2 separate regions of the Mus musculus genome follow, and region 2 is linked to region 1. A link is a loop called in an ENCODE intact Hi-C map of the cell type or tissue named here. Cell type or tissue: gastrocnemius. All regions are shown on one strand. Links, peaks and the distances in the headings refer to the core of each region. The heading gives the core; the rest is flanking DNA.

Region 1 (12,440 bases), core at 2,715-10,714:
TTTAATTTGCATTGGATTAATAGTGAGGTTGAAAATGTTTGCAATTGTAGAAACCCTTTATAGTTTTCCTAGGAATGAAATTCCACTGCCTATGTTTGGACATGTGGATGGCAAAGAGAACTAAGAGACTGTTATAAAAGGACAATTTAGAAATAAAAAATATGGCCACACCAAGGAGCAGCCAGATTGTTGTTTGGTGTTTTGTTTGGTTTGGTTCATTGTGTTTTGGTTGAGACCGACGGGTTCTCTGTGTGTAACCCCGGCTATCCTGGAATTCACTATGTAAACCAGGCTGGGCTGGGCTTCACAAAGAACTGTTTTCCTCTGCCTCCTAGGTGCTGGGATTAAAGGCTTGCAGCTGGCCAGCATAGTCAGCTTGTGCTGTGGTGTGCCTGGTTAACAAAGGTTGGTGGGAGGATGACTCAGTAGCTTGTGATAAAGCACGCTCACACGCTGTTGCCCTGTTCTGCTTTGTCATGGTTTGAGGGTGACTTAGTCTCAGACTCCTTGTAGTAAACCAATATGGCAGGCTTGAATTCCTCTTCATTTGGTAGTTTTATTTGTATTTCATGAACAGATCTGTCTTAGTTCATAGATGTATAGGTCCATGAAACTGACCTCATTCCTCAGTTTGTGTTTGTATATATGTGCACATGTGTGTTTACCGAAGAGGCCATGAGCCAACTCAAGGTGCTTGTGAGACTCGTTCCCCCCATGAGAGATCTGAACAACACTCACGTTTGTTCTAGGAGACTTGTCTGATGAGTCTCTAAACATAGCAATGTTTAGAGCAATTTGGCGTTTAAAAAGAAAGGTGAATGTAGTGTCCACTTACATATTGAATTGTTCTATACATAATATTGATATGATTTTTTTTCTAGCCTTTGGAAATAGTACCAGAAAGAGCTATTTAGAATTCAGAGAATGCTTTGAGTTAAAACACATTATTCATCAAAGTCAGCCTAGGTCAGTGAGATAGGGAAGAGTGTCTGCAATTATGTAACTTGTCTCTTCAGAATAGAAGTTTTAAGCAAATAGTGACTAAGTAGAAATTCCGTCAAGTGGTGGGCAAAGCTCCACATGAGCCTTGGGAACCAGCCGGGTCTGGCCACCCTAAGGACAGCAATCAGCACAGGAAGGATGGAGAGCATGATCCAGACCCACTGTCTCCTATCTACAGTAGCTACTACAGTAGCTATCTACAGTCATTCACTTCATCGCTGAAGGCAGGGGGTGCCTGCACATCAGAAGCAGCGTGGGACGACAGCCTGGCTGGAGCACAGAGGGTCATGGAATTATGCTGCATGCTACTAAGATGGCAGCTATGTGTCAATCAATGTGCATTTGTCAAACCCATAAGACACCAAGAGTGAGCCCTGTTGTACGCTATTTACTTGGGTGATACTGATGTCAGTGCAAATCCAGCTATTATAACAAATGTGCCACCCTTGCAAGGGATGCTGACACAGGAAGGGTTGGGTATATGGGACAGAGACAAGAAACACGATCAGTTTCTAAACCCACCTCTCCATCTCACTGTGAACCTGAATCTGCTTTTTGTTTTTTGGGGGGTTTTTTTAATTCCATTTCAGGCTGGAGAGATGACTCAGCAATTAAGAGCACTGACTATTCTTCCAAATGTCCTGAGTTCAGTTCCCAGCAAACACATGGTGGCTCACAACCATCTGTAAAGGGATCTGATGCTCTCTTCTGGTGTGTCTGAAGAGGACAATGGTGTACTCATATATATAAAGCAAATAAATAAATCTTTAAGAAAAAAAGAAATATTTAAAAATTCTATTTCAATAAAAAATAATAAATTAAGACTGAGTACACAGGTTCTTAGTTGATTAGCATCCAAGTAGGCTCGACACAAGTAAAACTGATTGTAAGACAGCCAAGCTAATCCGTGCACCATTCTCATGTTCTCTCTGCCTGGCATAGTCTTGCTTCAAAGTCACCATATGGCTGAGTTGTCCACTACTCAGGGCTTTGTTCAGTGCAGTGGACAATGGCTTTGCAACTGTCTGGGAAGTAAATACCAGAAAAATGGGGACATTTACCCTCTTCCATCCAGGGACTCAGAATATTCCATCTGGTGCCAGTCTCAGGATACATGGCCTCAGAGTTCTTCAAGGGAGAAGAAAAGGAGAAGAAAGCCCGCCAGCTGTACGTGGTAAATGAGATGTGCTCGCTCTGCTTAGTCTGTTGGCCAACATCAACCACCTGGCCCTGCTTCAATGCAGAGGAGAACAGGAAACAGACCAGATAGAGCAGAGACTTGACTCTCGTTGATGGTGGCAACAGTGGGTTTCAGGACAACCTGGTGTGTGGTAAGAATCCCAGACATTTTTATGAAGCCAATGAACAACTCTACACTGGCAGTCCGTATTACTAGGAGGAGGGGGAACATCACTGGCCTAAGAGTGTGTCCTGAAGTAGGATTAAAATACGGAGGAATCTTCCTTAGAACATACCTACAACCGTATGACTTTCTAGGCCTGACCCAGCTCTGAGTGAAGACACAGAGATATTGATTATGCATGCACAAGGCTTTTGCTTATTTTTGTTCCCAACTAGCTCTTATAATCTAATTAACCCATTTATTCTAATCTAAACTCTGCCAGGAGGCTTGCTAGTTACCTCTCATTCAGTCCTAGCCTCCTTCCTCTGTGACCAGCAGGCGAATTCTCCTCCCCCGACTCTTTCCCAGGGTTCCCATCTCAGCTGGAAGTCCCGCCTATTCTCTTTGCCTTTGCAATAGGCCATCAGCTTTTTATTAAACCAATCAGGACGTAAGAGAGGGCATGTGTACAACATATGATAAAGCAATATAAACAACAATACCAACGTCTGGTTTGCACTCTACTCTCTGCCAGCACAGAAATCAGCATTTGAACAATGCAAAGACAGTCTTTACACAGTGCACAAACAGACCACCCCAACATATACCCAACAGTTTATTGAGTGCTTGCATGTACAAGACAGCATACTTGATGACATGAACACACATGAATGAGAAGTAGTCACTGATACCTAGCCAGGGACCCATAATAGAAATAACTATGGGAGCTCAAAAGGCCCAAATCTCCTGCATTTTAGTTAGAATGAGATTTTATATCTAAACATTGCTCGCATGCGGGGCATAAGGCGCTGGCTCAGGAACGGCTTCCCGTGGTCATAGGAAGGAGGTCTGTAGTCTACTGCCGTGTTCTCGGTATCAAGCTGACTTTGGGCTTTTCATTTTCCCATTGATGCTGGCACATCCCTTGCCCCTCTTCCACTCAGCGCAGAGTAGGGCAGCAGCCCCAGGCCACTTAGCTGAAACCAAGGTTACCCAAGCATTTCAAGAACTCCCCCATCTAATATTTTCAGAATGAGCACATCTCATCCTGCCTACACCCCTACAAGGAAAAAGGCAGACTTATTTGAACTCAGCCTGGTGTCTTGGGACTGCTGCCAGAACTTGGTGACAGAAAAAGGCTGAAAAGGGGACCTGGGGCTTGGCTCTGGGCTGACCAAGGGCAAGGATAATAGAGGGTTGGGAATTAAACAACCAAAGTCCCAGGGAAAAGGTGAACAACAACAATGTGAGTATCATCGGTAAACCAGACCTGCCTTACCATTCTGCATGGAGACTGCTTTGCTTGCAAAAAGGACATGTTACTTCTTACAGACACACACACACACAAAATATGAAAAATTCTAGTCAGCTGAGGAAAAACATTCAAAATGATAGCAATGTTCCCGTGTGTGGGTACCACAGTTCCCTAGCTCCTCTGGATAGGAATTGAGGCACAATTTAACTGGGTTCTCTGACTCAGGCTTTCTCCTAAGTCAACATTCGAGGAATCAGCCCAGCTGCTCAAGTTGGGAAGGATCTGCTTTCAAGAAACTGGATAGTTTCTAGCAAGATCCTGCTCGCTGCAGTCAGTTGGACTGAGGGCCTCTGATCCTCAGCTCACCCTGTGCCAAAGGTGCACTCAGATCCTTGTGGTCTGAGCATCTCCATAAAGCAGCTCACTGCATGGTAGCTTTGTACAGGCAAGCAGAAGGAACCAGCAAGAATGTGAGTGATACAAGCTGAAACCTTTCGAAAACTGGTCTCGGTTGGAAGTGATTCCCCTTTCTTTTTTTGGGGGGGTGGGGGGAGTTCGAGACAGGGTTTCTCTGTATAGCCCTGGCTGTCCTGGAACTCACTCTGTAGACCAGGCTGGCTTCGAACTCAGAAATCCGCCTGCCTCTGCCTCCCGAGTGCTGGGATTAAAGGCGTGCACCACCACGCCCGGCGTCCCCTTTCTTTTATGCTGCATTTGCTCCCTCAGCACACTCAAGGGGAGGAGATAACATGATGGATGTTTAGGAAGTAGTCGCTGCAGTTGCTTTAATTATTTTGTGTTTATTTATTTAGTATATATTTGTGTGAGTCTGTGTGGGTGCAGGTGCACACGTACTGTGAATCTCAGAGAGTTGGTCTCCTGTCTTCTCATGGGGTAGGGAGTGGAGGGTATAACTCAGGCTGTCAGTGCACAAACAAGCTCCCCTACCCACTGAGCCTTCTAGCCAGCCTTCTAGAAGCCATTTCAGATGCTGTTATCAAAGAAGGAGGTCTGCCTCCTCCTTTCTAAAACTTCCTAAAATTACACGTGCCAAGCCTGCTTGATTACTAGCCCACAGTTAGCTTCAAGGTAGGCTAGGAAATGTAGCAAGTATTCTAAATGCCAATAGCCCATCTAAAAGGGAAAGCTTGGGTCAAGGAGATGGCTCAGTCAGGAAAGTGCTTGTCTTTAAAGCAGACGGACCTAAATTCAATCCCAGAACCCAGTTTTTAAAATAGCTGCACACATGGTGATGTGTGCTTACAGTTCCAGCTTCAGGGTCCTTGGCTAGCCACTATCCTATTTGGTGAGTTCAAGGCTCAAGAGAGACCCTGACTCAAAAATAAGGTAGACATTGCTTCTGAGGAATGATATGCAGGCTTGTCCTGGCTTTCATACATGCACACACATGCATATGCACCCACATAAGCATGAACATTACACATATGCACACACACATGCAGAGAGAGGGGGAGGGAGAGAGATTTGATCATGGAGAACGACAGCCTTCTGGAGAGTAGGAAATTTCTGTGTGCTAGGAATTCCCCAGGCGCCAAGGAAAAGAAAACCGGTTGGAGGGAATCTAGTCTGGGTTCAAGTCCTACATCTGCCACACTCTGTGTTTCATAAATAACCTCGTTAGTATGTTCAGAGTAAATGAAATGACTTCTGAGATACATCTTGAATACGGTAGGGCCTCCCCTGGAGAAATATCTGCCAAGGGCCTAGGAATGGCTTGATGGATAAAACACTTGCCTGAGTTTGGATCTTTGGCACCCATGTGGAAGCTGGGTGGGAGTGTAATCCCTCAGGGGGCAGATTCCGGAGATCTTTAGGGCAAAGTGGCTAGCTAAACTCAGACCCTGCCTCAGACACCCGACAACAATCTTGGGCTTCCACATACACACACACCACACACAAACTCCTGTAAAAGAAAGAAGAAAGGAAGCATTTAGGGTCATTCCAAACATAGCTTCATACCTCAGAGGCTTTGAAGCCCGGCTGTGACAGCCAGTGAGCTTGCTGTGTCACTCCATGCCATTCACCTAACTGCTCTGAAAACTAACCACATGTTAGTTTGCTCTGCTTACTGAGACGGGTTGCTGAGAGGGATGGCGTGTGTGACCTGTTTAAGGATTTTCAGAAAAATGTATACACTAAGCAAACGTCACGGCCTTAATGACCACTAGGTGGCAGTGGGGAGCAAGAGCCTTGGGTTATGGCCCATGTCCACCAGATGGTGCTGGCATTCAGTAAGTAACACATGGCTCTTCGAGGAGACTTTACAAGGGGTCCTAGAAAGGCACTTGGAGATGACTGGTGCCACACCTCAACCAAAAAAGAGGAGAATGACACCAGCCAGGGTGGGGTGGGACGTCAGGAATCCACACAGCACTGCAGGCTGAGCCCTGGCTCCCCTGAAACCCAGGCTGTCGACTCTTACCCATACACTGTGAAGAAACTCACATTCTCTCTGGACTGACACTGGAGCCCAACTAAGTCTACCATCTTCTTCACAGAGTTACCAACTTTTAAGACTCTGAGAAATATCCACAAATAGCATCTGTCTCTCTAATGTATAGAATAATTGTTTTAAGCTTTACAGTCAAGGAGGACCTCAATTATATCAGTAATATAGGCTGCAAAGTCGGCTTAAATATTTTTCCTCATGGGATTGGTACAGAGAGTAAATGAGATTAGTTATGTGGTTGTAGTACATTAACACATGAAGCACTTATGAAGAACTACACACTCCTACGCAGTTTTATTTATTCTAAGTACTTTATTCATTTAATTCTCACCATTACCTCAGGTCATATTATATATACATATACACATACGTATGTATGTATATGATAACATATAAATATATATGTTATATATACAAATATTTACATACTATCATAGACATACTACTTACCCCACTTGTAGCTAGTAAGTGGAAGAGGCAGGATTTGAACTGTCTTCAGAGCTGAAATTTTTACAGCATAACCATGCTGATACCCAGCTGAGAGGCAATGCCCAGTAAGTGACAGACAGGGGTCCACAGAGCAAGCTGGGGACCTCAGCTTCTGGGACAGGGTTTGGAAAGAGAAAGTCAGCCACACTTCCCTATTCCTCCACAGCAGGGGAAGTAGCTCATTTGAGGGAATCTGCTAAGCACTCAGATTAACTAACAAGGACACAAGATTTAAAAAAAAGAAAACAGAAAGTAGCTGTACCAAAGCCACAAACAGACTGACAGACAGACAGAATGACTGACGGACTGACAGACAGACAGACTGGCAGACTGACTGACGGACTGACTGACAGACTGGCAGACTGACTGATGGACTGACAGACAGACTGACTGACTTTTAGACCAGAGATCAATGCTTGAGTTCATTGCTGCAGTTTGCTGGCTCTGGGTTGCTGGTAGGCTGTTTAAGATAGAAGAGTGTTGTGTTCCTCATCTGAAAGTGGAAGCCAATGAGCTACTTTGCAGAATTACGAGGGCTGGAGACCAATGTGATCAAAAGGCCTTTTCTATCCCTATTATGCTACAAATACACACACAGCATACATTACTTCACACTGAAACTGTCCTTCCATCTATGTGCAAATTGGCAAACACACAGACAAAAATGGCTACCATGGAATCACTATAGCATACAAAGCTCATCGTGGACAGAAACTTCAACTGCTGGTGGAAAGGGATCGAGATTCAAAGACATTATGGTAGTGTGCCTTCCCTTCAAGATGGCAGAGGCGATGGACATATGGACACTTAATGTGTGACTTTAGAGAGATGGAGTATACAGTGCACATGAGAAGGCAGAAATTTTTTTCTGTTGGTACAAAATGGCAAAACAGATGGATACAATGCTTTAAAATTAGCTCTGAAGGATGGAAATGAGTTGAGAAGAACATGCCAGAAACTATCAGAGTTCATTGCTGAGACCAGAAAGGGTGGGGCTCATTTGGAGAATAGCAAGCAATCCAGACTGGCAGTGTAAGCTAGGCTTAAGTGTGTGGAGGCAAGAAGTGAATCATGCCAGGCAGCAGTGGTGGACACGTAGAGACACAGGCAAGTGAATCCCTGAGTTCAAGGCCAGGGTGAGTTCCAGGACATCGAGAGCTACCCAGAGAAACTTTGCCATGGAAAAAAAGATGAAGAAGGAGAAGGAAGAATAGGAGGAGGGGAAGGGAGAAGAAGAGGAGGAGGAGGAAGAACGTGACTTGCAAGCCAAGCATGCTGGTGCACACCTTTAAACTTTTTTTGTTGTTGTTGGGTTTTTTTTTGTTTGGTTGGTTTTGGTTTTTTTCGAGACAGGGTTTCTCTGTGTAGCCCTGGCTGTCCTGGAACTCACTTTGTAGACCAGGCTGGCCTCGAACTCAGAAATCCGCCTGCCTCTGCCTCCCGAGTGCTGGGATTAAAGGTGTGAGCCACCACGCCCAGCACCTTTAAACTTTTAATCCTAACAGTTGGGAGGTAGAGGCAAGTGGATCTCTGTGAGTTCAAGGACAGCCTTAGTCTACATAGTGTTCAAGGACAGACAAAGGTATATACAAGAGATCCTGTATGACAACAAGGTAGTAAAATACAAACCCACAGGACTGTGACGATAAGAAGAAACAGAAGCTAATAGAAGTGTCAAACAATGTGGGGGAAAGGATAGTCGTTGGATGAATATTAACTGGCTAGGAAGGCGGGTTCAAAGATGCTTTCAAACAAGAGCTGATTTGTTATGAAAAGCAAAACCAAAAAAATAGTGACCACAAGTGTGGAAATGGACACCCTGATACCTCTGATGCCCATGGGATGTTTGGACTGAAAACCTTGCTATGAAATGAATGTCTGCCCTGCACTTCCAGCCTAGCTTGCCTCTCAGGCTTTCTCCATTCCACTCAGCAAAATAAATACAAGAGGTCTATAAAGTGAGACAGCAGACAGATATAATAAGGTACTGTACAGAAAACAGGCAGTCGGCGAAAGTGTCCATCCTTCCTGAGGGGAAGGGTCAGGGAAGCCCCTGCTGTATGATTGAACAGAAGAAAGACCTATTGTTACCACCATAGGTGGTGAGTCCCCACCAGTAAATACTGGCTTCCTACCTGATAGCCCTAAGCTATGGCCTACCTCTCACACAGCTCTGCACACCACTCACATAGATCTACACCCCACACACAGAGATCTACACACATACACACACCACTCACACAGATCTACACACACACACACACACACACACACCACTCACACACACATCACTCACAGATTTACACACACGTACATATACTAGTCACACAGTCACACAGTCCTACACATACATCACTCACTCATCTACACACACACACACACACACACAGCTTTTACTGAGCACTTTAGCTTCATTAAAAAGTATTTAAATGAACACTGAGAAAAGTCTAAAAACAAAGACCAAGGAGGAGAAAGAAAGAGTGGGAGGGAAGGAGGGAAAGGGAGAGAGGGAAGGAGGCAAGGAGGGAGGGAAGGAGGGAGGAAGAGAAGGAGAGGAAGGAGAGGAAGAGAAGGGAGGAGGAGAGAAAGGAAGCAGAAACAGTTCAGAAAAGCACAAAAATTAAACAGCATAATTAAAACCCTTGAAAACTAGAGAGCCACTGTACCCATGGAAAAAAAATAATAGAGGCAAAAAAGAAAGAAAGAAGAAAGGAAGGAAGGAAGGAATGAAGAAAGAAAGAAAGAAAGAAAGAAAGAAAGAAAGAAAGAAAGAAAGAAAGAAAGATCGTAAGAGAATAAGAAAGGCTCTCAGGACAGCTAAAGTGTGACCATGTATGTGTTTGGAAGAAAACAAAAGAAGAGGTCTCCTAGAAGTAAAGCCATCAAAACACACACGCCAAGAGCTCTTACAGGGGAAAAGAGTTTAACTATTATTCCAGAGGGCTAATTAATGCCACCATAACAGGATTCCAGGAGGAAGAGGTGGGAAGGCTGGAGGGAGTCTTGCAAAAAAAAAGAATTTATTTTTTCTAGGACAATAAAAGAAAGAAACACATTAACTTAGTTTATTGTAATATTTCAAACCTCAGACAAAGGAGCAGATACGTAGGACCATCTAGGGAGAAAAACTGGGCCACCTACAAAGGATTCAGGCTCAGAATACGTTAGACGAGTGCTGGAGTGGGCATATGGAATCTACCTGGTGGTGAGAATGTCCTAAAACCTAGTTTATGGAGATTATTGAATAACAGCAAACTTACTCAAAATCATTACATTGAAATGAGTTAATTTTAGAAATCCAAAATATACTTCAATAACATTGTAAAATACAGAATTTGTAACATATAAGTCTTTGGAATGAAATAATAGAGCTCTTTAAATGTGAAAATGTAAATTATAAAATAGTAAAATAACATGTATATAAGTAGTAAGCATCATTAAAATAAATTGCCGTGTAAAGTAAAACAAGCTGACCATGGTGGCGCATGCTTGAAGGAGGCAGAGGCAGGCAGATCATGAGTTCAAGGCCAGCCTGGTCTACACAGTGAGTTCCAGGAGAGCCAGGGCTACACAGAGAAACCCTGTCATGAAAAGCAACCCCCTCCCTCCCAAAAGAGTAAAACAAAACAGGACCCATGTAGTAGGAGAAAATAGCCAGTCCCCTGCCCCCAACAAGCATGCATGTGTGCAAAATAAACGTAAAAGGAATGCTGAGAGCTAAGAGAGAGTAAAGCAATTTCTTCTATGTTCTGAAAGACGTTATTTTGTATTTGGGATCCTCTAGTTGTCAGATTCTCTGCACTGCCCATAAACAAGAACAATGGTTTTGGTTATACCAGGCTTCAAAAAATTTGTCCGATATACCCATCCGTATAAAGCTACAATGGACCAAATGAAGACATAAGACCAACAAAAAAAGGAAAAGCTATTAATACATAGACAAAAGAGCTCTCTAGAATGAGGGATCCTCAGGATGACAGCTGTGTGACCAGCCAGGAGAGCAGCAGGTCCTGCTGGAGTAGGAAGACTCGGGCTGCAGTTCGGGTGCTGTTCCTCTGGACATAGGTGGCATAGACAATAGGACTTATTTTGCTACTATAATCCAGGCATCTCCAGGGAGACGCTCTTTATGAAGAAGTGTGGGTACTTAGGGTAGTGCACACTTATCATCCCATCTACTTAGAAGGAGGCAGAGAATTCAATAATTCCAGGAGTTTGAGACCAATCCGGACAACAGAACAACACCCAGTCTTGGAAAATAAATAAAATAGAAATGTAATCATACTTCACCACGTTCTTTAACTAAGAAGAATAGAAACATAGTCTGTCTTAGTTAGAGTTTTTCCTGCTGTGAACAGACACCATGACCAAGGCAACTCTTATAAAAGACAACATTTAATGGGGACTGGCTTACAGGTTCAGAGGTTCGGTCCATTATCATCAAGGCGGGAATATGGCAGCATCCAGGCAGGCATGGTGCAAGAGGAGCTGAGAGTGCTACATCTTCATCAGAAGGCTGCTAGCATCACTTCTCGGCCTTTTGGCTAAGATCAAGTGCAGAAGGCTGCTAGCAGAATACTGGCTTCCAGGCAGGTAGGATGAGGGTCTTAAAGCCCACCCCCACAGTGACACACCACTCCAAGGCCACATCTTCTAATAGTGCCACTCCCTGGGCTCAGCATATACAAACATAACAAAGTCATAATAATGCAAATTCTGAATATTGCCTTAACTAAAGCAGTGCTCCAAGGATGTAGGAAGAGTGTGCTGTGGTATGTAAGTGGGTATGCAAAACTTAGGCTTCCTGTGTTTTGATCTTCCCCAGGAGCAGACCCTGAGACAAGGATGTGCTCAATTAATTTATCCTGGAAGTGCAGGGGACAGTTAGAAAATTTCAAAGGTCTTAGAGGAAAGGAAGCGTAGGTGATTAAAACACAAACAAAAAGTGTGTGTGTGGTTAAAGTAATGGCTGTAGCTGTAGAGCTTAATCTACAGGGGCAGGAGCAATGAGAGACGGACGGAACACACATTTCGGTGAAGACAGACTTGCAGGGGTTATGGGCGAGCTCTTGAGAGTGCAGGGTGCAAGTGAGGTAGCATCGGTGACATTAATGTTCAGGTCTTCATCTAGCTCCTCCTGTGTGTACGAAGGCAGACCCCAAAACTTTCACTTACAGAGGTGAACACCTTGCCATTGGAAGTGAAGACTAACACTGCATGAAGTGTATGACGAATACTCAGGTGGAGAATTTAGGCAGCAGCAGCGTGACAAGACATGTCTATAACACAAGCCAATAATGCACTCAGGGGTAAATACCAGAAGATGGATGGATGGATGCATGGATGGATGGATGGATGGATGGATGGATGGATGGATGTTTTATAACACACAGACACACACACACACACACACACACACACACACACACACACACACAAATGAGATAGCTATTAGGCCCATAGAAAGCTCTCTCAGGAGGTAAAGGTGCTTACCATCAAGCCGGACAACCTGGGTGCAGCCCCAGGACCTACGTGGCAGAAGGACAGGCCTGACTTCCAAAAGCTGAACTTTGTATCAGGCCCTCGACTGTCTAGGAACTTGTGGATGGTAGCTCTTCAGTAAGACCTTTAATGAGTGAGCGAGTGAACGAGTGAGTAAGGGGGTTTGGGAGGAGGTGAGATTGCTTTGGGGCACAGCACAGAGAGGCAGCAGGCCAGACATCTGGGGAAGGTCAAAGGCTTCGGAGTGTCTGGAATCCATTCCCAGTTAGGGAACAGAAGACAGTGTGAGAAGCCTAGGGGCGGAGACACATGAGGAAACCAAAGCAGGAGATCCTGAGGAGGGAGCTTTGCTTGGACATAGTGAGTAGATAAGAAACGTA
Region 2 (12,440 bases), core at 2,540-10,539, 170 kb after region 1:
CTCTCAGAAAGTCGTCAAAGCGCCCCCACAGGGCTTTCACGGAACAGAAAAAGGGGGTGTGGTGCCTGTCTTGCAGAGAACAGAGCTATACATAAACCAGGCACTTGACAAGTATTCTTTCAATTAATCCTCACAGTAATCGAATGCTTTTAAAATCTTTATTATTCTTAGTTCATAAAAGAGGGAACAGAGTCCCAAAAGGTTAATAAAACTTTTGTCCTAGAACACTCACTTGCGTGGACAGAGCTGGAATTCAACTCAAGTACTCAGGGACACCTCCAGTTCTACAAACCCAGCCCCTTCCCTCTTCTTTCCCATCCCCTTGTTTTGTCCTTCCAATCCCCCTAGGCATCACAAGAAGCGAGCCACCCACCTGTGGCTCTGGCTCGTGGGGGAGGGAAGAGAGTGCGGTGCCAAGGGCGTGCCCATCGTGGCAACAGCTACAGGCTAAATGTGAAGGATGGGGCTGGGCAAACATGTGCCCGGGTTGAATCGCAGCTGAAAGAATGTTCATGCTCCCCCTCCCCAGAGGTGGGGCTCTCTTCTCAGAATAGAACCAAGCAAGTTGGAGCTGGAAGGGGCCTTCAAGAAGATGGGAGTCACCCTTCTTGTATGACAGATGTGGAAGCTGAGACCCAGGCAGTAAGTCCCACCCCACCCCATGCTGGGGGTGAGAGCAGACCCAGAGCGGTGGGACCAACACCCAAGGGAGGGTTTCCATCCCACTGTAGATATAAGGGAATGGAAACTGAGGTAGAGATTAAAATCAGAAAGGACCCAAGCTGGGGAAATCCATCCTACACCTTCAGGAATCAGACCCTGCCTCCACCTTGTTCCCCAAATGGCCTAAACACTGACGTCTTTGCAGAATGCCCTTTTGAGTGTGTGTGTGTGTGTGTGTGTGTGTGTGTGTGAGAGAGAGAGAGAGAGAGAGAGAGAGAGAGAGAGAGAGAGAGAGAGAGAGCTGGTGGCTCTTCTGGACTTTGAGGGTCTTATGATGCAAGATAGAGCTGGATCCTCAGACTCCCTTGGATTTCCTGGGGCCAGAGGTGCAGCTCCCCTCTGGGTGGGGCCAGAGGCCTTGTCCAGCTGCTCTGTCCCAGACCTGCACCTGCTTCACCAAGGATGGTATCTCTCTGTCAACGCTGTGGCCTCCCAGCTCAGCTCCACACCAACTCCGAAAGCCTCTTTCTCCCACTGTCCCCTTTCCCAGCCCCCAGGGACAGGACAGAGTAGTCCTGTCTCACCTTTTGGTGCCTCCTTCCTGACTGGGGTTCGATGGTTCATCCATAACTGCAGTCACCAGACTTGTTCCGGTACTTATAACTTGAAGCAAGAAACTAGCACGCAGCCAACTGCCTTTTCAGGAGCTTACAGTCTGGAAGAAGGCAGAATTAGCCAAATATAAATATAATATGTTTGTAATTACACCCTGGTGTTACACTTGTAGCCAGTAGGCGCTTTAAGAAGCTGTAGCAATAACACTGTGTTATGGGATGACTACTGAGAACACAGAGGCTAAAATTAATAATGATAATAATTTCAAAAAGAGAAGGGTTGAGGCAACCCCTCAGGTGCCATCATGATCACACACGCAAGCCCACATAGCAGTTAGTAAGCAATGGCTGTCACACGATAATTAATATATAATGGCAATAAAAGAAACCTCATTGGTGCCCTCTGGGCTCCCACCTGGTTCCTTGGAGCCACTCCCACAGTTGACCTCCCACTAAGTCAGTTTTATGGATCTGTGAAAATTGTCTGGATAGCTCCCACCTCCTGAGGTCAAGGCAGGAGGAATCTGGGGCCCTCCCCTGTGTGCTGCTGGATATGTGGACAGCACCTCCTGGCTTTGAACCATGGACCCTCTGAGCAGATGGCTATCATCTCTCCCACCATTCTGGGTAGGGCCTGATCCAGCTTTACAGTTTGCAAAGGCTGGAGGCCAGGCTAGAGAGGTCTGGCCTCATTGAGTCTTCCCAGCCCATGGGGCAGCATCACAGATAGTATTGCCACAACCAGATCCACTGAGGCAGAGCACAGAGCACACCTGGAACCCATCAAGCCAGGAGAGATTCAGCTCTTGGCACAAACAGAGCAAGTGGAAGGTTTGCTTTGGCTGCCTTAAATTGTCCACATTTTAGAGCCTTGGACCCAAGGGCCTCCAATGCCCCAATAGACAGACAGGAAGACAGACAGGCAGAAAGACTGTGACATCAGGGGCAGGTCCAGACTCATCTCAGTTCCTTGGCACCTCTGCCTCAAAGGCCTCTCTCTCTCTGATGTTGAACAGCACAGGAGGTCTTCCTGAAGCATGCAAGCTGTTTGTTCCCTGGAGCCATGCAGGGTGGCCATCAGAGTCACTAAACCCCAGATCAGGAGGGCAAATGACCTGCTCAAGGCCATTGGGTTTGTAGGTGGCAGACCTGTTTGCTACCAGGGCCAGTGGGGCCTCATCAAGGAAGGAAGAAAGACTTGGGATTGCTGTGAGGAACACAAAGCACACAGCGCTGTTGTAGCTTGAGACACCAGCTCCTGACCCCCAACTGTTCAAGGCAGCTATACCCCCCAGGTCAGTGTCCGCTTGACCTTGGTGGGAGAGGGGGTGGTTGTAGGCTCCTGCCAAAGCCTGGAGAAATAAAAGGGACCTTGTCCCGCCCCACACAGGGCTCATTCTCTCTAGCCAGCCCAGCCCCTGCAGACCAGTGCCAGACATTCAGACTTACAGAAGAGTGGCTTTCACCAGGGGGAGCATCCTACCAGCCTGAAGCCCATCCTACCACATTTGTAGCTGTGAAAACTGAGGTGAAGAGAGGCGAAACCTCCTAAGGCTGTACAGAGAGTTACGGCCAAGTGGTGATTCAAACCCTGTCCTTTGTCTCCCTGCCTGTAGCCTCTTTTCCAGAAGCCTGTGCCTCACCCGAAGCCGGCAGCCCTGCCCACCTCCCTCCCGCATGGATGTCTAGCCACAGCTGTGCTCTCTGACCCCTCTGCGCTTCCACAGAGGGGTCAGAAAGAAATGCTTGCTGGATACCCTCCACTTTGAACCTCTCAGCTGCCTTGACAGGCAGGCGATGGGTGCCCATCCTTGGGAGCGATCAAGCAGAGATTGCAAGCCCACCTGTTGTGGAAGTTGCAGAAGGACCTTGCTGTTTGAGAACTGCTTTCTAAGCCATTCACAGCTGAGGTGGCTAGAGGAGTCACAGACCTTGATCAACCCAAGTAAATGCGAGACCTAGCAAGCAAGAGGCCTGAGGCCCAAAGGGCCAGCATTGCCTTAGTTCTCAGAGGCTGGCTTCTAGATAAGACTGACCTGGGCAAGGATCATTTTCTCACTCGTCAGCCACCCCTTCCTCTGGTCTTCTCACATGCCCACAAACACTAGCAGCCCGTGCCTTCAGGTCACAGAATTCTGTCCTATATGAGGGTCAGCCAGCAATCTGGAGGCCCGTGAATTTGATTCTGTTGCCCCTACACCCTGGGACATGGACTCGTGGGACTGCAGCAGGCATAAGGTCCTGGAAGTCAGCAGTCATTGGGGAAAAGAATAAACAATAGATTCCAAGTGTTTTAAGGAGGTTAGTTAGACCAGCCTCCTGCTGGCTTTTTCTGGCTAAACTGGCTTGGCCCAGTAGGTTTGTCTGAACTCAATGGTAAGGGCCTACAGTAGCCAGGGGACAGTGTCTGCCCACCTACTAACCAACCACTAACTACACTCCAAGGATTTCCTATGAGGAAAGAGTCCTGACAGCGGGAGAAGAAGGGATACCTGCCAAGGGAGGAGAATCATAGATTGGTCATAGAGATGGGTTGGTCACATTTTCCTGGAAAGTCAGAGCACGACATAGTTGCAAGGAAACATTATCTATGGACCAAATGCATGGCTGTGTTTCTCTCAGAACAGCATTAACTTCAAATGTGAATCCCTATTCTGATGGGTGATTTCAGTATATGGTTGACACCGAGTGTCCCTAACAGGGACAGGAAGCCATTGCAAGGTGGTATTGACTTTCAGTCACCACAGGACTCCAGATGGGACAGGGTGAAGGAAGAACTTGAAAGGAATCTTATGCCAGGTGTGGTACAGAGCTTTCATCCCAGCACTCAAGAAGCAGAGGCAGGCTGATCTCTTTGAATCTGAGGACAACCTGGTCTACATAGTGAATTCCCTAGGATGAGGGCCCAGTAAATGGCTGAGGCTGGACCTTCACTGGAGGCACGGTCAGTGGCTGCTTAGGACAGTTTATATCCAAGTACGTGTTTATTGATTATGCAATACCTTCCCAGAGTTACTCTGTCCCACTGAGGCGGTGGCCAAGTGGAGGTGCTGGCCTTTGTGTGATGAGTGGGGACAAGAGACTCAAGGATCACTTAAGAGAGGTGGGAGTGCTGTGGGATGGGCTGGAATGGTTTGCCACAATGCTGAACTGGAAGCTGTAGCCCCTTGATTCTCATGAATGATTAAGAATTAAAGGAGAGGGGCCTGGTGAGATGGCTCAGTGGGAAAGAGCACCCGACTGTTCTTCGGAAGGTCAGGAGTTCAAATCCCAGCAACCACATGGTGGCTCACAACCATCCGTAACGAGATCTGACTCCCTCTTCTGGAGTGTCTGAAGACAGCTACAGTGTACTTACAGATAATAAATTAATTAATTAAAAAAAAGAATTAAAGGAGAGAAGCTACTTTGAGAAGGCTGTGAGCCCTGCAGATGCCTGAGAGATAGACTCTGAGAGACCTTACACTGGGAATGTGTGCTGCCAGGACTTCACATACATTAGCCACTGGCAGACAGCCCTGCCAAAGCCACATTTTGACATTCACCTTTCAGATATAAACTGTGAATCTAAAGGGCTCTGGAATCTCACAAGGCCACATTTACCAAGTGGTGGAGTCCAGACTCCTAACCTTTGACCCATTAGCTCTAGACAATGATCCTTTTTTTTTCTAGCAAGGATTGAGAAAGCTAGAGAAGCCATCAGGATGGAAAAGTGGGATTCTGCCTCTGGCAATAGTCATTCCCCCCTCACAGGCCCACAGCAGCTCCTTACTGAGGAGATGGAGGCCTGCAAAGGTGAAATAACCTAATGTCAATGCCTTAGCAGTTGAGCCAGGCCTGAATTGGGCCATAAAAATGTTGTGAGTGGCAAGTGGGGGTGGGGGTGGGGGGCGCTCCCCTGTCAATCTGTCACAGCCACCCCAGTTCTGCTGGCAGTCATGATGTTGTTTTCAGAGACCCCTGCCACCACACACACCTGTTGATGGTGTTGGGGGTGGGGTGCTGCAGCCGGGTGCTGTCCTCAGCGAGCCCTTCCTCCTCTACAGCCCATCCAGGGTCTGTGCCCCTTCCCCAGCCCTGACCCCCAAGGGATCCTGGGTCTCTGGTTTTTGTCAGGCCTGAGAGGCTGGTGGGATTGATTTATGAAAGGAGTCCCCACCTCACACTGAGCCCTGATCCTCCTCCCTCTCCTCCTCTTCTTCCCCCCAACCCCTCCCTTGCCTGACTGCCTGCTCAGTTTTCCACAGAGTCAGGATTTCCCTGGGGCTGGGGGCTCCAAGCCAAGAACAACACGGGACTGGTTCCCCCACCTCTCCTACCCCTCCTATTTCTCTCTAACTCTCTCACCACCCCTGTGGCCCTCCTCAGTTAAAAGGAAGGGGTTGAGAGGAGAGGTCCAAGCCCAGCCCAATCCCAGAAGAAGAGCTAGAAATAAGATTCTATCCATCAGGAGTCAAGAGGGTCCCTTCTCATTCCTTGAGAAGTTGCTGTTGGGAGCTTGGTTGGGAACTCCATAGAGAACTTAGAAAGAGCAGAGGGAACCCTGGGAACTCTTTGAGGTAGGACAGGACAGGAATAAACAAGACTGAGACCCATACTCTGAGGGGGAAGGTCAGGGAAGCCATTGAATTTCACAAGGAGAGGAAAGCAGAAAGGGTTTGGGAGAGACACTGCTGAGGTGGGAGCCTCCGGGACGCCTGTTATGGAGGCAGTCAGGGGGAGACCGTTCTCTGGTAGTTAGTGGCCAGAAAGAGTTGAGGAGGGGTCACAGGCTGAGTCAGAAAGCAGGAGGGATTGTCATGGAACACAAGCAGCACCTTGAATGAGGAGTAGTGTTTGCAGGGCAGAAGGCCAGCAGACCCCCAGGGTGACAGCAGGATAGGGACATTAGTCAGGACAGCACATACTGGCTTGGGCTAGAGTCCTGCTTCACCTGGTTCTGAGGTTGTGTCTTCGTCCTTGATCTAAGAGACGAGAGCCAGGACTGGCATGGCAAAGAACCCCGTTTTCCCTCAGAAGAGTCAGACACAGTGTGATGGCTGGCCAGGAAGCTAGTGCCAGAGGACGAACCTACTGTCCTGGATCCTGTCACTGGCCTCTCAGACTGTTCCTAACCACCTCTCTCATCCCTCTCTAGGCAGCATGAACCCAAATGATCTCTCCAAGGTGCCCTCCCTCACACAGAAGTTCCTTTGATGAAGTCTAGAGGTTTGGTTTTCCTTCACACAGGATCTTGCCTGGCCCTAGTGGCGACCTATTACCACCCCTCCCCCATTTCTTCTCTGTGCTTATCTCCAGGCATTCTGCAGACAGGAGTGCCAGGCTCTGGCAACTGTGCCCTGGTGAGTGGCACCAAAGCCTTCCTTGTGGCACAAGAATGAGAACCACCCCCCTTTTGGCATCTCTAAGGCCACAGATCGGGGATTCTTCCCACCTAGCCCCTGACAGATTCACCCTTTTCGAGTCTGGGCCTCAAAGGTGAACTTAAAGGCTTGAATACTTGGTAGGATGGGGGATCTTCTGGGAGCAGACTGCAGAAATAGAGGCAAGCAAAGAGATGTGGAGAGTCACGGAGGGCATCAGTGGTAGACCAGGTCCTCCTTCCAGACCAGGCGAGAGAGGTGGCTGGGGTACCCTGCCTTCCCCCTCCTCTGCCCTGACAGGCAGCTCACAGGCAGGAAACAGCGATGACTGTTCCTTTTACTCATCTCAGCCAAAGCCCAAGCTCCCGGGGCCACACACTGGGCTTCTTTCTGTTCAACCCCTCCCGGCCTCAGCCAGGGCCCAACCTCCTCCACTGTGTTTGCACCCCGGCTCCAGGCCAAATCTGGCCAATTTGTTCTGAGACAGGGTTTTGGTTTCATAGCCTCATTTGAATGATTTCCAACAGAATTCCTGCCTCCCCCTCTGTGAAGTTCTGCCCACCCCTCCCCCAGCCTCCTTCCTGCCAAGCCAAGGTTGGTGTAGGAGAGGGGTAACCCAGAGCAAATCTCCTCGGAGTGACACTTTGGACTTCCATGCTGCTCTCCCTCTGCAGTCCCAAACACAGACCCTAATGGCTGGTCACTGTCATCTCTGGCTCTCCCCACTGAGCATGTTCGAGCTGGAGCTCAGCTGGCCACCCCCTTGGACCAGGAGCAGGTGAACCTAGAGCCTTGTACAGCTGTGTCCACAGTGGAGGCCACTGCCCATCCCTATCTATTACCTGTCCTGCCTTGACACACTCCCTGCCTCTAGGAGCTGAGAAGGCTGGATTTCAGACACAGGAACATCCACAGAAAGCTGTCTACAGGAACAGCTATACTTGTGAAAATAAATTACAGACGCCCCCCTGGGTGCTGTTTCACGCTTCCTGACTCTTCTCACAGAGACACCATGCAGAGTACACGTTCCCACCTCTTCCCAGAGACTGTGTCCTGACCCAGTGTCAGACCCCAGGGGTAAGAGATATCTTTCCTCACTCCTTTCATCCATAAGACAGGCAGGAAAACAATTTCTGGCTTATAGGCAAGTAGGAAGCCCAGAGATATTTAGCAGATAGTCTTGGAGCACACAGTAAGCCTACAGCCCAGACCCTAGGCTCCATAGACCTGTGTGCTACCACACTGCACTGTGGGGGTAAGCTTGAGGAGAGCAGCCTGGAAGTCTGCTGTTACCCACCCCATCCCCACTCCCCCCAAAAGCTGAGAGCAGCCATCCTCAAACCCTTCCCCTGGGAGAGATGCCTGGTCCAAAGACCTACATCACAGCTCAGGTGTGTCATTTCCTGAGCTCTCAGGTGGGGGCCAGGCCAGGGCTGGCACTGCTGGCATTGTTTCAGCTTCTTCATTCCACTCATGCAGCACTGGGGCTCCTGGCGCAGATCAGTGTGTGGCGAGGCCCTGGTGCTGCATCGAACATAATTGTGCCCCAATCCTCCCATGCTGAGACAGTCTTTAACCTTTTCCTTCAGACCTTCAGAGCCTAAGTCACTTACTCTAATCAGGATCAGAATCATGAGTGCAAATCCTGGCTCTAATTTGTTGTTGTTGTTGTTGTTGTTGTTGTTGTTTGTTTCTTTTAGACAGGGTTCCTCTGTGTAGCTCTGGTTGTTCTGGAACTCACTGTGTAGACCAGGCTGGCCTCGAACTCACAGAAATTTGCCTGCCTCTGTCTCCTGTGTCCTGGGATTAAAGGCATACACCAGCAGGGTCTAACTCTTACCAGATATGTGACATTGGAAAAGTTACTGCCTTGAATCTCACTGTCCTTGTCTGTGAGCAGAAGGCAGTAGGATCACACTTGTGGATTTGCTATGGGAATGAATATACACAAGACATCTAATACATGGGGCTGGAGTTGGCTCAGAAGCATGAGGCCCAGAGTTTTGACATAGCACTAAGCATCTGTAACCCCAGCTGGGTGTCAGAGATTGGTCAGCCCTAGGGCTCATAACGCAGTCAGTCTAACCTAAGCAGCAAGCTCCAGAAGATAAGGTAAAGTGATTGAGAAAGCCATTCTGATACCAGCCTCTGCTTCCACATATGCCTGCATGGGTGAGTATATGCACACACAAACAGAGGTCTGGTGTGAAATTGGGCATGGTGGTGCATGCCTGGGATTCTACCTACTTCAGAGGTTGAGGCAGGAGGATTACAGATTCCAGGCCAGTTTGTACATTTTAACAAAAAGTGTCTCCAAAGCTTTTTTGTTTGTTTGTTTTAGATTTGGTTTTTGAAACAAGGTTTCTCTGTGTATCCTGAAACTCACTCTGTAGACCAGCATGGCCTCCAGCTCAGAGATTCGCTTGCCTCTGCCTCCTGAGTGCTGGCATTAAAAGTGTGTGCCATCACTGCCCAAGACCTATCTTAGGGTTTGAAAGTACCTCTTTGGACTCTTGGATTCTGTGGTGGTTAGAATGAGAAGAACCCCCAAAGGCTGATATAGTGTCGTGCTTAGTCGTCTGGGAGTGGTACTATTTGAGAAGGATTAGGAGGTGTGGCCTTGTTGGAGGAAGCATGTCACTGGGGGTGGGATTTGAGGTTTCCAAAGCCCGTGCCAGGCCCAGTCTCTCCCTGTTGTAGATTAGGATGTAGAACTCTCAGCTACTGTTCCAATGTCATGCTTACTGCCATGCTCCCTGCCTTGATAATGGACTGACCCTCTGAAACTGTAAGCAAGCCACCAATTAAATGCTTTCTTTTATAAGAGTTGTTGTGGTCATGGTGTCTCTTCACAGCAATAGAACAGTGACTAAGACAGTTTCAAAAAATGTAAAATAAAAAAATAATAACAAATACAAAATAAATTATGCCAAAAGGGGTTACGGTCATATGCAGCTTGTTCAATGTACAGATTGCCTAATGCACATCCAAGGACAAAGCCATCAAAAAGTTTGTCACTTGAATCACAGTTGAGGCTGTTGCTGTCAGGGATATTTCTGAAGCAAGTATCTTCTACATTACATGTTTTTTAAGCTCTACATGGCGCTGAGTTAGTGCACAGTGACCTCTGCCACCCACAGCAAGGTGGTCAGGAATCATCTGTATTATGAAACCCAAAAGTACCCAACACCACACCCAGATTTAGGTCTGACGATTCTGCCTTATGACCTCCACTGAAACCTATTCAAAGACCTAAATTCCGTGCCCCTGCCACCCCCTGCACCCAGACAAGGCTTCTCTCTGTAACCCTTGCTGACTGTGTAGACCAGGCTGGTCAAACTCAGAGATCTGCCTTCCTCTGCCTCCATCACCAGGTCAAAATGCTGGATTATTTTTGTTTCTTTCAATTTTATTTTATGTGCATTTGGTATTTTGCCTGCATGTGTGCTTGTGTTAGGGTGTCAGATACCTTGATCTAGAGTTATAGACAGTTGTGAGCTGCCATGTGGGTGCTGGGAATTGAACTCTGAACCTCTGGAAGAGCAGCCAGTGCTCTTAACCACTGAGCCATCTCACCACTGGACTCTTAAGGACAGAAGAGAAACTATCTTCTGAGGAAAATAAAATGAAAATGGGCCGGGTTTGGTGGCGCACGCCTTTAATCCCAGCACTTGGGAGGCAGAGGCAGGTGGATTTCTGAGTTCGAGGCCAGCCTGGTCTACAGAGTGAGTTCCAGGACAGCCAGGGCTACACAGAGAAACCCTGTCTTCAAAAACAAAACAAAACAAAACAAAAATGAAAATGATATTTTTTTAGATTGAGTTCAGCTCTTTAATATTGCGGATATCTGTGACAACTTCCAGGCCACTATCCCATGTGAAACAGGCCAACATGGTGGAGAGAAAATGAACAAGAAAGGCGAAGCCAGCAGAAGGACGGTGTCCATTAGCCAGCTGTGCCTCAGTGAGGTCCAGGCTCTCCGTGATTCATCCTCCACCACAAGCAGCCCTTTTTTGTTCTGGGAGTTGGGTGCCCTGCCCTTTGGCAACAGGTGTGGGAGGTACGAGTAGGCAGGACCAGGCTGGGGGAGGGGCTCCAAGGCTTGCTCCTGCCAATCTGCAATCCTGCTCAAACCTTGGAAAAGCTCCAGGGACCTGAGCCTTCAGGGTTGGAGGCAGAATGTGTTTCTCACGCTGGGCCTCCGCAAAGGTGAGCCGGTGCCCAGTGGTCAGGCTGGGCCCCTGCAATGCCCTGCCGGTGCCATATGTTTCAGCCCTCACTTCTCTCTAAACAGACCCAGAGCATGGGCTCCTAGGATTATTCTCACCCCCCTCCCCAGGAAATCTATATGCTTATTCTTTCTTGGAAGCCTTCAGAGTTTCTCTGCATTGTCTTGTCACTCTCTTCTGTCAGATGAAGCGACTGGTTGCTGCTGTGGAGGTAAAGAGAGTCAGGAAGGCTAAGAGCAAATCCCCAAAGATTGCTCGTGTCCCAGGTGGTGGGACAGAAGTGAAGTTCTGCAGCTGGGTCTCTCTGACTGCAGGGTGGGGCTAGGCAGCGCCTCTACTTCTAACTACATTCTAACTCTGCCTCCGTGCTACTTCCCAAACTACCTCCCTAAGAGAGTGACCTGACCTTCCTGCCAGTCCACTGAGATATCCTCCTTTCCCCAGTCACTGTGTCCATACCACCTCCAGGGGTGTTGGGTAAGACTCCCCACTTAAGTACCAACTTCAGCCCTGACATCTCTCTGGGTCATGGAGATCTAGACTTAAGACAATTAAGAGGCAACGGGGAACAGAGGGAACGCTGGGCTGGTTGTTCCTAAGTACTTCCCATAAGCATCAAGACAGAAGAGCAAGAAAGGAATGGGGCTGGCTGGAGACCTTTCTAGGATGTCTGTACAGGGAAGAAGTAAAGAGCAAACTCGGCTGCCCCCGGTTTCTAGTGGCAGTGGGAGATGAAGGACTGGAAAAGAAGAGGGATGATAATTTGAGGCTTTTCTTATCCATCTCTCCAGCCACCTGCCACCCCACCATCCATCCTCTCCTACTCTCTATCCATTCTTCCATCGATTAACTCATTCATCTGACTCCTGTTCATCTGTTTATCTACCATCTCATTCATGCTTAGATAGCCACTTTCCTACTCCCTCATCTCTCCAGTCAATCGTTGGTCTATTCCTTTACCCATTATTGTGTAAGCTGGAGAGCTATGAACAAATGTCTATTCATTCACCCCAGATAGGGCACCGATGAAATGATTTCACTCCAGTCTGGCTTAGTGTGAGCTGGTGAGTTCATTGTGGTTACTTATAGGAGCGCGGCATCATTGATAAGCCCATTCCAGCATAGGTGAAGACTCTTGAGACTCTATTTTTGATTGTGTGTATGTGTGCACATGCCCATGCATGTGCATGTACTCGTGTTCCTGCATGACTGAGGTGACCCACAGTGGTCAGAAGAGGGTGTCAGATTCTCGAGCTGGAGTCACAGGCAGTTGTGAGCCTCCTAATGTTATAATGGCAAGTGTCCTTAAGGGCAAGGCATCTCTCCATTCCTCCAGTACCTGGTAAAGACTTTTTTTTTTTTAAGACAAGATCTCCTTGTGTAGTCCTATCTGACCTGAAACTTACCTTTGTAGACCAGCTGGTCTTGAGTTCCCAGAGACCTGTCCTGTTTCTACTTCTGGGATGTTGTGATGAAATGAGTGTGCCACTATGTCTGGCTCCAAGTGACAACTCTTGAAAGTTGCACTCTTGGAAAGCTGTGCCACTTGTAAGCAGCTCTACCAGAGGTGG

What was found. A loop is a pair of places that touch in the nucleus more often than their neighbours do. Peaks named below come from ENCODE experiments on the same cell type or tissue, not always from the same donor. Only the 100,000 strongest peaks of a DNase experiment are listed, where the experiment ranks them.
Region 2: a loop joins it to region 1, with 2.2 times the contacts of the local background. A loop is called at or near these places in 2 of 42 quality-filtered maps.

Annotation. Positions count from the first base shown.
Region 1 is chr16:21,406,197-21,418,636 of GRCm38, reverse strand. No RefSeq gene overlaps it. Among named protein-coding and RNA genes, the nearest start is that of Vps8, 11 kb to the left of the region's middle. In gastrocnemius, for the core only: a CTCF peak has its summit at 5,802 (motif pointing right); a DNase peak (open chromatin) is centred at 5,809.
Region 2 is chr16:21,233,620-21,246,059 of GRCm38, reverse strand. No RefSeq gene overlaps it. Among named protein-coding and RNA genes, the nearest start is that of Mir7680, 16 kb to the left of the region's middle. In gastrocnemius, for the core only: no CTCF peak of the experiment used is centred there; DNase peaks (open chromatin) are centred at 5,524, 6,583, 7,111 and 8,058.